Linked DNA regions of Homo sapiens: region 1 is linked to region 2. The links are chromatin loops, found by intact Hi-C in ENCODE. Cell type or tissue: right lobe of liver. All regions are shown on one strand. Links, peaks and the distances in the headings refer to the core of each region. The heading gives the core; the rest is flanking DNA. Region 1 overlaps USF1 (upstream transcription factor 1). Region 2 has its middle 33 kb from the start of F11R.

The links. Hi-C counts contacts between places; a loop is a spot of excess contacts. Peaks named below come from ENCODE experiments on the same cell type or tissue, not always from the same donor. Only the 100,000 strongest peaks of a DNase experiment are listed, where the experiment ranks them.
Region 1: it touches region 2 in a loop (2.8-fold over the local background); 47 of 110 quality-filtered maps call a loop at or near these places.

The regions. Positions count from the first base shown.
Region 1 is chr1:161,039,770-161,044,660 of GRCh38, reverse strand. USF1 (upstream transcription factor 1) reads left to right here. Exons shown (of 11, transcript NM_007122.5): 2 at 1,301-1,393; 3 at 1,779-1,828; 4 at 1,991-2,106; 5 at 2,444-2,545; 6 at 2,815-3,010; 7 at 3,250-3,337; 8 at 3,789-3,847; 9 at 3,991-4,085; 10 at 4,331-4,459; 11 at 4,652-4,891. The coding sequence starts at 1,386. The coding sequence ends at 4,741. Among named protein-coding and RNA genes, the nearest start is that of TSTD1, 3.3 kb to the right of the region's middle. RefSeq lists an enhancer at 2,745-2,904. In right lobe of liver, for the core only: CTCF peaks have their summits at 2,813 and 3,014 (motif pointing left); a DNase peak (open chromatin) is centred at 3,000; H3K27ac peaks cover 624 bases.
Region 2 is chr1:160,984,279-160,992,229 of GRCh38, reverse strand. No RefSeq gene overlaps it. Among named protein-coding and RNA genes, the nearest start is that of F11R, 33 kb to the left of the region's middle. RefSeq lists an enhancer at 251-1,089 and a silencer at 4,537-4,831. In right lobe of liver, for the core only: a CTCF peak has its summit at 1,786 (motif pointing right); a DNase peak (open chromatin) is centred at 2,099.

The DNA of each region.
Region 1 (4,891 bases), core at 1,698-4,197, 51 kb before region 2:
TGGAGTTGTCATAGCAACATTTTAGCAACAGTGTTGTTCTGCAGGAAGGCTTGATGAATAAAATAGAGAATGCTTGAAGAGGATCCACTTGGGCTTTAGGGTTTCTAACAGATTATATAAATCTGGATACCCCAAAACAAGAGTCCTGTCAGTAGAATGGGGCCCAAATGCCAAGTCTAGTCTTTGTGGTCAGGGATATTCTTCCAGTGGTAGTGGGCTTCAGATTTCCTCTTCCTAGGTTTGAAAACAGAAATGTCTTGATGGACAACATGTGGCTGAGAAACTGGAAGAAGCATCAGTGTCCATGACACTGTATTTTTTGATGGTGGGGCCAATACATGGCCCTTCCTGATTCCCATGAAGCTGCCATCATGGCAGGTCATAATAGCTTTAATGATCCATTTAGAGATGTGTTGTTGGCTGGGTGCGGTGGCTCATGCCTGTAATCCAAGCACTTTGGGAGGCCGAGGCAGGCGGATCACCTGAGGTCAGGAGTTCCAGACCAGCCTGGCCAATATGGTAAAACCCCATCTCTACTGAAAATACAAAAATTAGCTGGGCGTGGTGGTGGGCACCTATAATCCCAGCTATTCAGGAGGCTGAGGCAGGAGAATCACTTGAACCCAGGAGATGGAGGTTGTAAGCCGAGATTGTGCCACTGCACTCCAGCCTGGGTGACAGAGCAAGATTCTGTCTCAGAAAAAAAAAAAAAAAAAAGAAAGAAATGTGTTGTTTCGGCCAGGTGCAGTGGCTCACACCTGTAATCCCAGCACTTTGGGAGGCTGCCGAGGTGGACAGATCATGCTCTCAGGAGTTCGAGACCAGCCGGGCCAACATGGTGAAACCCCGTCTCTACTAAAAATACAAAAATTAGCCAGGCGTGGTGGTGTGCACCTGTAATCCCAGCTACTCCGGAGGCTGAGGCAGGAGAATCACTTGAACCTGGGAGGCAGAGGTTGCAGTGAGCTGAGATCGCGCCACTGCACTCCAGCCTGGGTGACAGAGAGAGACTCTGTCTCAAAAAAAAAAAAAAAAAAAAAGTGTTGTTTCTGTCTTCCAGTATAATTATCCACTCTCCACCAGGAGTTGGAGTGATAATGGAGGGATGGGGAACACTATTTGTAGCCTTGCTTTTTCAATCACTGTAGGCCAGTCCTCAACATCAGTATGGTGGAGGCTGATTGTCCCCTGCAGATGACTGGGTTATTTTCCTGGCTATGTGTTCATGGAACCTAAGTTCTAGAACCAGAGATACTGTTCTGTTTCCTAAACTCATTGCAAACTTCATGATTTCTACCAGGACTTAGCACTCAGGCCTGTGAATCAGGAGATACAAAGACCTCCAAAAAAGGACCAGTTCCTCGGATGTGCCCCCTCACAGAGAGATGAAGGGGTGAGTGAAGAAGAGGTAGGGTCTGGGATGAAAGATGGGTGGCCTGGAAGAATGCAAAATGACCAAGAGCACTGCCTCTGGAGTCAGGCAGACCTGGATTCAGGTTCTACTCTATCACTTACTGTGTGATTTGGTTTCTCTATCTATAAAATGGAAGTAGTGCTATCTATCTCGTGGTGCTGTTTTTAGTACTAAATAAGATTACATGTAATGTACTTAGCTTAGTGCTTATGTACATAGTAAACAGTAAACACTAGTTGTTATTCTAACCTAACCCAGCTTCTGTTGGGAATGCCAATGAGTTTGCAGCCATATGTTACTGGGCCAGTGAGCTTCTCATTGACTTCTTCTCATACTCTTCCTTTTGTCCTTTCACCACAAACAGGCAGCAGAAAACAGCTGAAACGGAAGAGGGGACAGTGCAGATTCAGGAAGGTGAGTGCTAGAAACAGAACCAAGACTAAGAACCCATCATGGCCTCCCTTCCTTCCCCACCAGACCATCTCCTGTGCATCCTCCTCCTTCCGTGACATGCAAATGGAACGGGGGTAGAAAGGCAGTTAACTCACAGACTTTTCCTTTGTTCTTTTAATTCAGGTGCAGTGGCTACTGGGGAAGACCCAACCAGTGTGGCTATTGCCAGCATCCAGTCAGCTGCCACCTTCCCTGACCCCAACGTCAAGTACGTCTTCCGAACTGAGAATGGGGGCCAGGTAAGGGAGGGGGCCAGGTGGCTGCAGGTGTTATCTGGGGTTGGGATTGAGGGAGGTAATTGAACATGTCTTGGGGAGACCTGGCTTGGAGGATGAGTTGAAAGAGTGGACTGTTGCAGGGGAGGGAGGTGCTAATACTGGAGTAGAGACTGGTGTGAGGTTAGATGTATGCTGAAACCTCTGTGTGGGGAAAGAAGGGAGAATGGCTGAATCCATGTCTCTGAAGGACTTTGTTTTGGGGCCCTATCCAAGGGAAGCTTTATGAGGGGCCCTAGGATTCCCAACACTTAATCTTTTCTTCTCTCTTCACTCCCTCTGCCTTCCTCTACACTTCTAGGTGATGTACAGGGTGATCCAGGTGTCTGAGGGGCAGCTGGATGGCCAAACTGAGGGAACTGGCGCCATCAGTGGCTACCCTGCCACTCAATCCATGACCCAGGTACAGGGTATGGGCTGGGGAGGTCACTAGAGTTCTGAGAAGTAAGATGAAGAAGGGAATCAGTAGGATGGGGGTGAAGCTAGGAACAGTGAGGCATCTAAGGCTGCCTTGTCCCAAAGCACTAGGCTCTCCTTTTCTGGATGTTTCTCTCTCTCTCTCTCTCTCTCTCCACCCTACCTACCACCCCAACGGATAGAAGCTGCAGAGTGGTGTAGTGGGAAGAAGTTTTTGACTGTTACCAGAATCAGTTTTCTTGCTCCCCTTCCCAGGCGGTGATCCAGGGTGCTTTCACCAGTGATGATGCAGTTGACACGGAGGGGACAGCTGCTGAGACGCACTATACTTACTTCCCCAGCACGGCAGTGGGAGATGGGGCAGGGGGTACCACATCGGGGAGTACAGCTGCTGTTGTTACTACCCAGGGCTCAGAGGCACTGCTGGGGCAGGCGACCCCTCCTGGCACTGGTGAGATATTGCATGAGGATGCTGGCTGAAAGGGCTAGAATAGGCTGTGGGACATGACTGGTAGGCAGTGAGCCTTCACTCATGACTCTTAGTGATCATTAAGACCTGGACAGGCAGTGAGTCTGGGGCTGCTCTTCTATTAGCATGTTCTTTTTAGAGGAGGGGACCAGGGTCTTCACCTCAGGGCTTGGTGAGGTTCCTACCCATGTCCTGACAGAACCTACCCTGCATCTTCACAGGTCAATTCTTTGTGATGATGTCACCACAAGAAGTACTGCAGGGAGGAAGCCAGCGCTCAATTGCCCCTAGGACTCACCCTTATTCCCCGTGAGTGACCCTTGTTTCTTCTCAGATTCCGTAAGTGGTTTTTTTTTTTTTTTTTTTTTTTTGAGACAGAGTCTTGCTCTGTCACCCAGGCTGGAGTGCAGTGGCATGATCTCAGCTCACTGCAACCTCTGCTTCCAGGGTTCAAGCGTTTCTCATGCCTCAGCCTCCTGAGTAGCTGGAACTACAGACATGTACCACCACCCCTGGCTAATTTTTGTATCTTTAGTAGAGACAGGGTTTCACCATGTTGGCCAGGCTGGTCTCGAACTCCTGACCTCAAGTGATCCGCCTGCCTCGGCCTCCCAAAGTGCTGGGATTACAGGTGTGAGACACCACACCTAGCTACCATAAGTGGTCCTAATACCTGCTAAATCTTGTATAATTCCTTAACCCCAAACTTCAATCATGTATTTTGTCTTCTTACTCTGGCCACCCTGGGCTCTGTTGTCAGGAAGTCAGAAGCTCCCCGGACGACTCGGGATGAGAAACGCAGGGCTCAGCATAATGAAGGTAGGTATGATCTGGGTGGAGCTAGAAGCTGTCTGGTGTGATCTCAGCAGTGATGTCTGAGGGGAGGAGGGATTAGGTAATTTTACCCTGGGACTTGTGGCGAGTTTTCACTGAGTCACCTTGTCCTCCACTTTGCCCCACAGTGGAGCGTCGCCGCCGAGACAAGATCAACAACTGGATCGTGCAGCTCTCCAAGATAATCCCAGACTGCTCTATGGAGAGCACCAAGTCTGGCCAGGTCATGGAAAGACCCTGGTAGTGGGCAGGATGCCTGAATTCTGCCTCCTGGTATTGTTTCCAGAAATGGTAGAGAGAGGGGCACACATGACAGTAGTCTTATCTCTCCCTGAGGTTCCTGTATCCCTGGGAGATATTATACCACCTTCCTTAGATGAAAATGAGGTCCAAAGTGTGAACCTACTTTTGGAAAGCAAGCTGGGTATCTGAAATCCTAGTTCTCATTTTGTTGACCTTATCTTGCAGAGTAAAGGTGGGATTCTATCCAAAGCTTGTGATTATATCCAGGAGCTTCGGCAGAGTAACCACCGCTTGTCTGAAGAACTGCAGGGACTTGACCAACTGCAGCTGGACAATGACGTGCTTCGACAACAGGTCAGACTCCTACCCCCAGTGCAGCCCTTCTCAGTTCTGCTAGCCACTGACCCAGTTTGACACCCTCTACTTTGTTCTCCATGGAGAAGGCTTCATCTTTTCCCCCTCACCAGTGGATGTCTGAATACATTCAGGGGCTTGGAAGTGCCAGCTTTACTACCCATTCCCTTTACTGCCTCCTTCCCATGTCAGGTGGAAGATCTTAAAAACAAGAATCTGCTGCTTCGAGCTCAGTTGCGGCACCACGGATTAGAGGTCGTCATCAAGAATGACAGCAACTAACTATGGGGATTCAGGGGCTTTGGGCCCAAGAACTGCAGATAGCCCAGGAGCAACAGCCTAATCCCGTGCCCCTTTCCTTCACTGCCCCACTTCTGGCATGGGACAGGGGGAAGTTCAGAAGGTGTGTCCTTGAACTGAGGCCCTGTGATA
Region 2 (7,951 bases), core at 718-3,217:
CCTAGCTACTTGGGAGGCTGAGATAGGAGAGTCACTTGAACCTGAGAGGCGGAGGTTGCAGTGAACTGAGATTGCGCCACTGGGAGACAGAGTGAGACTCCAGTTCAAAAAAAAAAAAAAGTAAAAACGATGTTTATATATGAGGCTGTGCAAAAACAGGTGATGGGTTGGTAATTGGCAATTAACCAAGATTGAAAATCTTTTTTTTTTTTTTTTAATGGAGTCTGGCTCTCGCCCAGGCTGGAGTGCAGTGACAGAATCTCGACTCACTGCAAGCTCCGCCTCCTGGATTCACGCCATTCTCCTGCCTCAGCCTCCCGAGTAGCTGGGACTACAGGTGCCCGCCACCACGCCAGGCTAATGTTTTGTATTTTTAGTAGAGATGGGGTTTCTCCATGTGGTCAGGCTGGTCTTGAACTCCTGACCTTAGGTGATCCACCCGCCTCAGCCTCCCAAAGTGCTGGGATTACAGGCGTGAGCCACTGTGCCCAGCCTGAAAATCTGTGTTGACTCCGTCTCAAAAAAAAAAAAAAAAAAAAGTAGCTAGCCTCATTTGTTTTTCTTTCTTTCTTTTTTTTTTTTTTTTGAGACAAAGTCTCACTCTGTCACCCAGGCTGGAGTGCAGTGGTGCGAACTGGGCTCACTGCAAGCTCCGCCTTCTGGGTTCACGCCATTCTCCTGCCTCAGCCTCCCGAGTAGCTGGGACCACAGGCGCCCGCCACCATGCCCGGCTGATTTTTTGTATTTTTAGTAGAGACGGGGTTTCACCGTGTTAGCCAGGATAGTCTCGATCTCCTGACCTCGTGATCCACCCGCCTCGGCTTCCCAAAGTGCTGGGATTACAGGTGTGTGCCACCACACCCGCCGCGTCATTTGTTTTTCAACGCAGACTTATAAAATGCAGATTACTTTGGTCGTGGTCTGTAACATCCCCAGGGAGAAAGGAATGCAGAAGGCAGAGTGGTTAGGAGCAGCCACAAAAGAATGAGGAATGAAGAAAAAGGGGTGAATGAGAAACCAATGAGAAGTGTTGGGAGATGCCATGTAACTGGTGGGGATACCCATACCCATTTTAGAACAACTTTTTTTTTTTTTTTTTTGAGACAGGGTCTCACTCTCTTGCCCAGACTGGAGTGCAGTGGCCAGACCTCGGCTCACCACAACCTCTGCCTCCCAGGCTCAAGCGATTCTCTTGCCTCAGCCTCCCGAGTAGCTGGGATTACAGGCACGTGCTACTACTGCCCAGCTAATTTTTGTATTTTTAGCACAGGGTTTCACCATGTTGGCCAGGCTGGTCTCGAACTCCTGGCCTCAAGTGATCCACCTGCCTTGGCCTCCTAAAGTGCTGGGATTACAGGCATGAGTCATTCAGGCCGGCCCTGAATTTTTCAAAGTTGCCACCACCAACACTTTGTTCTTAGTGTGTGGACAGTAGAGCAGGTTGAAGGGCCAAAAAACAAACAAGCAAGCAAGCAAACAAACAAACCAACAAACCAGCCTCATTTCCTTGTCTCTGGTATGTTGAGAAAGTGGACCCTAGAGTTCAGTACCACTCCTCCTACCTTTGAGCCCAACTCATGATTTAAGATGTTGAAGTGCCCAATAAGGACCACATGGAAGCCTCCCTCAAAGAGTGTGGCACATGCTGCAACCCATAGGAAAGGGATTAGAATGCAGGTTTTTTTTCCATTTAGGGAGGAAGGAGCAGGAAATTTAGTAGGTAAGTAAAAGTAAGTACAAAGGCACAGCTACGAAGAAAAGGTACTTTTTCTGCAACTAGATATGCTACCACTAGGTGGAGCCAGACTCTCCTGGCATGGAACTTTTTTTTTTTTTTTTTTTTGACACGGAGTCTCGCCCTTGTCGCCCAGGCTGGAGTGCTGTGGCGCGATCTCGGCTCACTGCAACCTCCACCTCCCGAGTTCAAACAATTCTTCTGCCTCAGCCTCTCGAGTAGCTGGAATTACACGCGCCCGCCACCACACCTGGCTAAATTTTTTTGTAGTTTTAGTAGAGACGGGGTTTCACCATGTTGGCCAGGCTGGTTTTGAACTCCTGACCTCAAGTGATCCGCCCGCGTCGGCCTTCCAAAGTGCTAGGATTACAGGCGTGAGCCACCACGCCCAGTCTGACATGGAACTTCTAAACAGTGATGCTACGTAACAGGCCTGGTTCGCTGGAGATAAGTAAGAGGGGATAAAAATAGTTAACCTTACCTATCTGATTGGCAAAAATTCAAAAGCTTGATAGGGAGTCTATCTGAGCCTGGGCAGGTTCTGGAAGCTGCCCAATTTAAAAAAAACAATGGCGCCTGGTGCGGCGGCTCACGCCTGTAATCTCAGCACTTTGGGAGGCCGAGGCAGGTGGATCACGAGGTTAGGAGTTCAAGACCAGCCTGACCAACATGGTAAAACCCCGTTTCTACCAAAAATACAAAAATTAGCTGGGCGTGGTGGCACGCGCCTGTAATCCCAGCTACTGAGGAGGCTGAGGCAGGACAATCGCGTGAACCCAGGAGGCGGAGGTTTCAGTGAGCCGAGATCACGCCACTGCACTCCAGCCTGGGCAACAGAGCAAGTCTCCGTCTCAAAAAAAAAAAAAAAAAAAAAAAGGAAAATAAAAGACAAATGGCTGGGCATGGTGGCTCACACCTATAATCCAAGCACTTTGGAAGGCTGAGGTGGAAGGATTGCTTGGGGCCAAGAGTTTGAGACTAGCCTGGGCAACAAAGTGAGACCCTGTCTCTATGAGAAAATTAAAAAAAAAAAGGCCACCTTTTTGATACGAAAGGAGGGGAAATAAGAAAGCATACTATATTTGCTTATTTTTGCAGAAACAAACACAGGAAGGAAAATAAACTAAATTGGTTATTTCAAGAGGTAGATAAGGTCTAGATGAAATAGATACATGATCGGCCGGGCGCGGTGGCTCACACCTGTAATCCCAGGACTTTGGGAGACTGAGGCGGGCGGATCACGAGGTCAGGAGATCGAGACCATCCTGGCTAACACGGTGAAACCCAGTCTCTACTGAAAATACAAAAAATTGGCCGGGCGTGGTGGTGGGCACCTGTAGTCCCAGCGACTTGGGAGGCTGAGGCAGGAGAATGGTGTGAACCCCAGAGGCGGAGCTTGCAGTGAGCCCAGATCGCGCCACTGCACTCTAGCCTGGGCGACAGAGCGAGACTCTGTCTCAAAAAAATAAAAATAAAAATAGATACATGATGGAGTATTACTTCTCTGAGTTTATTTACCATTTTGTCTAGTTTTGACTTCTGGATCCATGTTAATGTTTTGCACATTAAAAAAAGTTGACAAGAAAAAATATGCAGAACATGCTTGTCCTCAGGCTTGTCAGAGACTCCTATAACCATATAAAGAAGCTGAGGGTTGATCATGCTTGAGCTATGATACTTATTAAAATAGTACTAGAAAGACAAATAGAATGTAGCATGGCAAAAGAGCTGCACATTTTGGGAGAAGGCATTTATTTGTAGGGGCTGAAATGTGCTAGCTCGAGAATCAGACCTAAGAATTACAAGGTGATTAACCAAAGGAAAAAGTCTCTGGAAGTAGAAAACTAAAAAGAAGGTTTGGAACAGGCTGGAAGTGAGATTGAAGCATATCACAGAAATGTTAGACATTCTTCAATGTCAGTGCCTTGGATGAATTTATAAGGCTTTGCCTTAAAGTTACTTGTGGGCTTATAAAGCCTGTGTCAAAGCTAAACAAAGCCAGACAATAGTTTAGACAAGAAGTAAGGATAGGTATTTATTTATTTATTTGAGATGGAGTTTCACTCTTGTCGCCCAGGCTGGAGGGTAATGGCGCGATCTTGGCTCACCGCAACCTCCGTGTCCGGGGTTCAAGCGATTCTCCTGCCTCAGCCTCCTGAATAGCTGGGATTACAGGCATGCACCACCACGCCCGGCTAATTTTTTTGTATTTTTAGTGGAGACAGCGTTTCTCCATGTTGGTCAGGCTGGTTTTGAACTTTTGACCCCAGGTGATCTGCCCACCTCGGCCTCCCAAAGTGTTGGGATTACAGGCGTGAGCCACTGCACCCGGCCTAGGATAGGTTTTTTTAAGTAGTAACTATTGCAGTAGGGAAGAGGGCCCAAGGTGAACTGAACTTAACTTCCTTAAAAAAAAAAAAAATGCAGGAGGCCTTTTGAAGGCTGGGATGTGCTAAGGGATAGGCATGAAGATATTAAGGAGAATTGCTCCATGTGACTAGACAATCTGGATTTGTGAATTGGCTCTTGTCCAGAAGAGAAATAAGCACCTATTTTTACGACAGGAGCTAGTAGTGCAAGTTAGAGCAAGGCACCCACCTGGTTGGGAGCTGGAGCAAGATTTATTTCCTCAAATGTTTGCATTTCAAAGAAACTCTCAGGTCCCAGTGAAAATAGCTCTGGGTAGAAGATTTACATCTCAAAGAGGCAGAGAAAGATGTTTTAATTGCAAGCTTTCTTTCTAAGTAATTGCACTAAGATGAAGTTCAGGGGCCTGTGTCTATTGCTAGGTTTGGGCTGGGATGCACAGTAAATTTTTCTGACAGCGATGAGCTTTTTCAGGCAGGCATTTTAAGCGGGGGGCTGAGGTCCTCCTAGGGACAAGGCCTTAAGTTGCTAGAAGCCATGCTAGAGCTTGGTTAAGGAGAGTCTTTGTTACCTGGCGTCTCTCTGCAGTGCCGTTTCAATGCCTTAGAGCAAGAGAGTGGTGGATGGACAGTGATAGTGATTCACGTGCGCAATTCACAACTTGCATTAGCAACCAGGCAAAAGCAAGTGCTGCTTTTAGAGGCCTTGGGAAGAATTTCCACAAGTTTCCGGCCATTGGGATACAGGGGAAAAGGGATTGGAGGGAGGCTCATCGGGAACAATACATTAGGTAATGTTGGGGTTTATAAATCGATACCCCCAAATATAGTACTGAACCGAAGAAGCAACCTGAAGATCTCTCTGACCTTCCCCGCTCCACACGGTCTCTCCCAAAAAGCTGAAGTTCCTTTATTTGCCTAAGATCCAGACCCTCCAAGGAGAACAGTAGGTTTCTTTTCCTCCTGTAAGACCAAAAATGTAACCACACCTGAACAGACCTTTTCATGAGTTAATGCCTGCTTCTCATGGTCATCTAAATTCCAAAGAAAACTATTTACAAGTTAATTTGTTTCCTGATCAAATCATTCTCTTTAGTAATCATTTATTGCCCATCAACAGAATTCCTTTTCTCCCGCAGGATCCAAACTCATTCTTTCTGTAACCTCATGATGGCGTATAAGCTTTTGCACCTCACTGGGAGGTTGGGTCTTCATTCTGAAGGCTTCTATGTATACATATTAAATAAGTTTGTATGCCTTTTTTCCTATTAATCTGCCTTGCGTCAGTGATTTTCAGCAAACTTCAGGGAGCCAAAGGCCTTGGCTCCCACAGTGATAATAAACAATATGACTTTTGGCTATCAAAATTCCTGCTGTTAGTTAAGGAAAAATTGTGACAGTTTCTGAAATGGACAAATACAGGCATCCTTCCAGTGGATTACTAGGATTTGTCTAGACTAGAGGACAGGATGCTTCTGGGGGTTTTCTGATTCTCTACAGGTCAGTATCCTTCCTTGTCTTGTACTGTTTTGCAACTCTAGAAAGAAAAGTTAAATATGTAGAAGCCTGACAGTGATACAAATGATCCCTGTTCATATTAATACAAATGCAAATTGTTTGCCTGGTAGAGATACAATTGATTTTCTCTCTGTAGAAAAAAAGATGATCCCAGCCAGGCGTGGTGGCTCACCCTGCAATTCCAGCACTTTGGGAGGCCGAGACAGGCAAATCACAAGGTCAGGAGTTCGAGACCAGCCTGGCCAATATGGTGAAACCCTGTCTCTACTAAAAATACAAAAATTAGCCAGGCGTGGTGGTGGGCGCCTGTAATCCCAGCTACTCTGGAGGGTGAGGCAGGAGAATTGCTTGAATCTGGGAGGCGGAGTTTGCAGTGAGCTGAGTCCTCGCCATTGCATTCCAGCTTGGGCAACAGAGTGAGATTACATCTCAAAAAAAAAAAAAAAAAAAAAAGAATCCCAGAAATTAAATGTTTTATATTTTTGCCACAAGAAAACACGTGCAAGTATGAAACTTTTTGTAAGGTCCTCTGAGCTGGCTGCACTATGGTCAAGCCACGGTGACATTCCCCCACCCTTGTGATAATGTACTTTGTGATACTCCTGTCCTTGTGAATGTACTTTGTAACATTCCTCCCCACCCTTGTGACAATACATCCTCCCTGCCCTTGTGACAATACACCCTCCCTGCCCTTGTGAATGTACTTTGTAACATCCTCCCCACCCTTGAGAATGTACTTTGTAATATCCATCCCCTGCCTGTAAAAAATTGCTCCTGACTACACCGCCTATCCCAAACCTATAAGAACCAATGATAATCCCACCACCTTTTGCTGACCCCTTTCTCGGACTCAGCCCACTCACACACAAGTGAATAAACAGCCATGTTGCTCACACTAAGCCTGTTCAGGTGGTCTCTTATGTGGACACGCATAACACTTTTATTATTATTATTATTAAAAAAGTAATAATAAAAAGAGACAGAGTTTTGCTCTTGTTGCCCAAGCTGGAGTGCAATGGCGTGATCTTGGCTTGCTGCAACCTCTGCCTCCTGGGTTCAAGCAGTTCTCCTGCATCAGCCTCCCAAGTACCTGGGACTACAAGCGTGCACCACCACGCCTGGCTAATTTTTTGTATTTTTAGTAGAAACGGGGTTTCACCATGTTAGCCAGGCTGGTCTCGAACTCTTGACCTCAGGTGATCCACCCGCCTTGGCCTCTCAAAGTGCTGGATTACAGGTGTGAGCCACCACGCCCAGCCGAAACTTTTATTTTTTATTTTTTTATTTGTTTGAGATGGAGTCTCTTGTTGCCTAGGCTGGAGTGCAATGGTGCGATCTTGGCTCACTGCAACCTCTGCCTCCTGGGTTCAAGCAATTCTCCTGCCTCAGCCTCCCGAGTAGCTGGGACTACAGGCGCACATCACCACGTCCAGCTAATTTTTGTATTTTTAGTAGAGATGGGGTTTCTCCATGTTGGCCAGGCTGGTCTTGAACTCCTGACCTCAGGTGATCTACCCGCCTCTGCCTCCCAAAGTGCTGGGATTACAGGCGTGAGCCACCGCAGCCAGCCAACTTTTATTTTTAATTGACAAATACTAATTGCATATATTTATGAGGTACAAGTGATATGTTGATACTTGTATACATTGTGGAATGATCAAATCAAGCTAATTAACATATACATCACAGCAAATATTATTTCTTTGTGGTGAGAATAATATACCTTAAATTATCTTTCAACTACCTAATGGAAGCTGTCAGAGCTAGCAGTCAGCAGCAGGGCAGAAGACAGGTTTGGCTGGCCTGAAGTTCATTTGATTGAGGATTTATTTATATATATAATATATTATGTATCATATAATATATTATATATAATATATTATGTATCATATAATATATTATATATAATATATTATGTATCATATAATATATTATGTATCATATAATATATTCTATATAATATATTATGTATCATATAATATATTCTATATAATATATTATGTATCATATAATATATTATATATAATATATTATGTATCATATATAATATAATATATTATTTATATATGTATTATATATTATATATTTTTATATATTATATATATTATTTATATATTATATATATTATTTATATATTATATATATTATTTATATGTTATATATTATATATTATTTATATATTATATATTATATATTATTTATATATTATATATTATTTATATATTATATATAATATATATTATTTATATTATATATAATATATATTATATATAATATATATTATTTATATATGTAATATATATATAATATATATATAGACAGCATCTAGCTC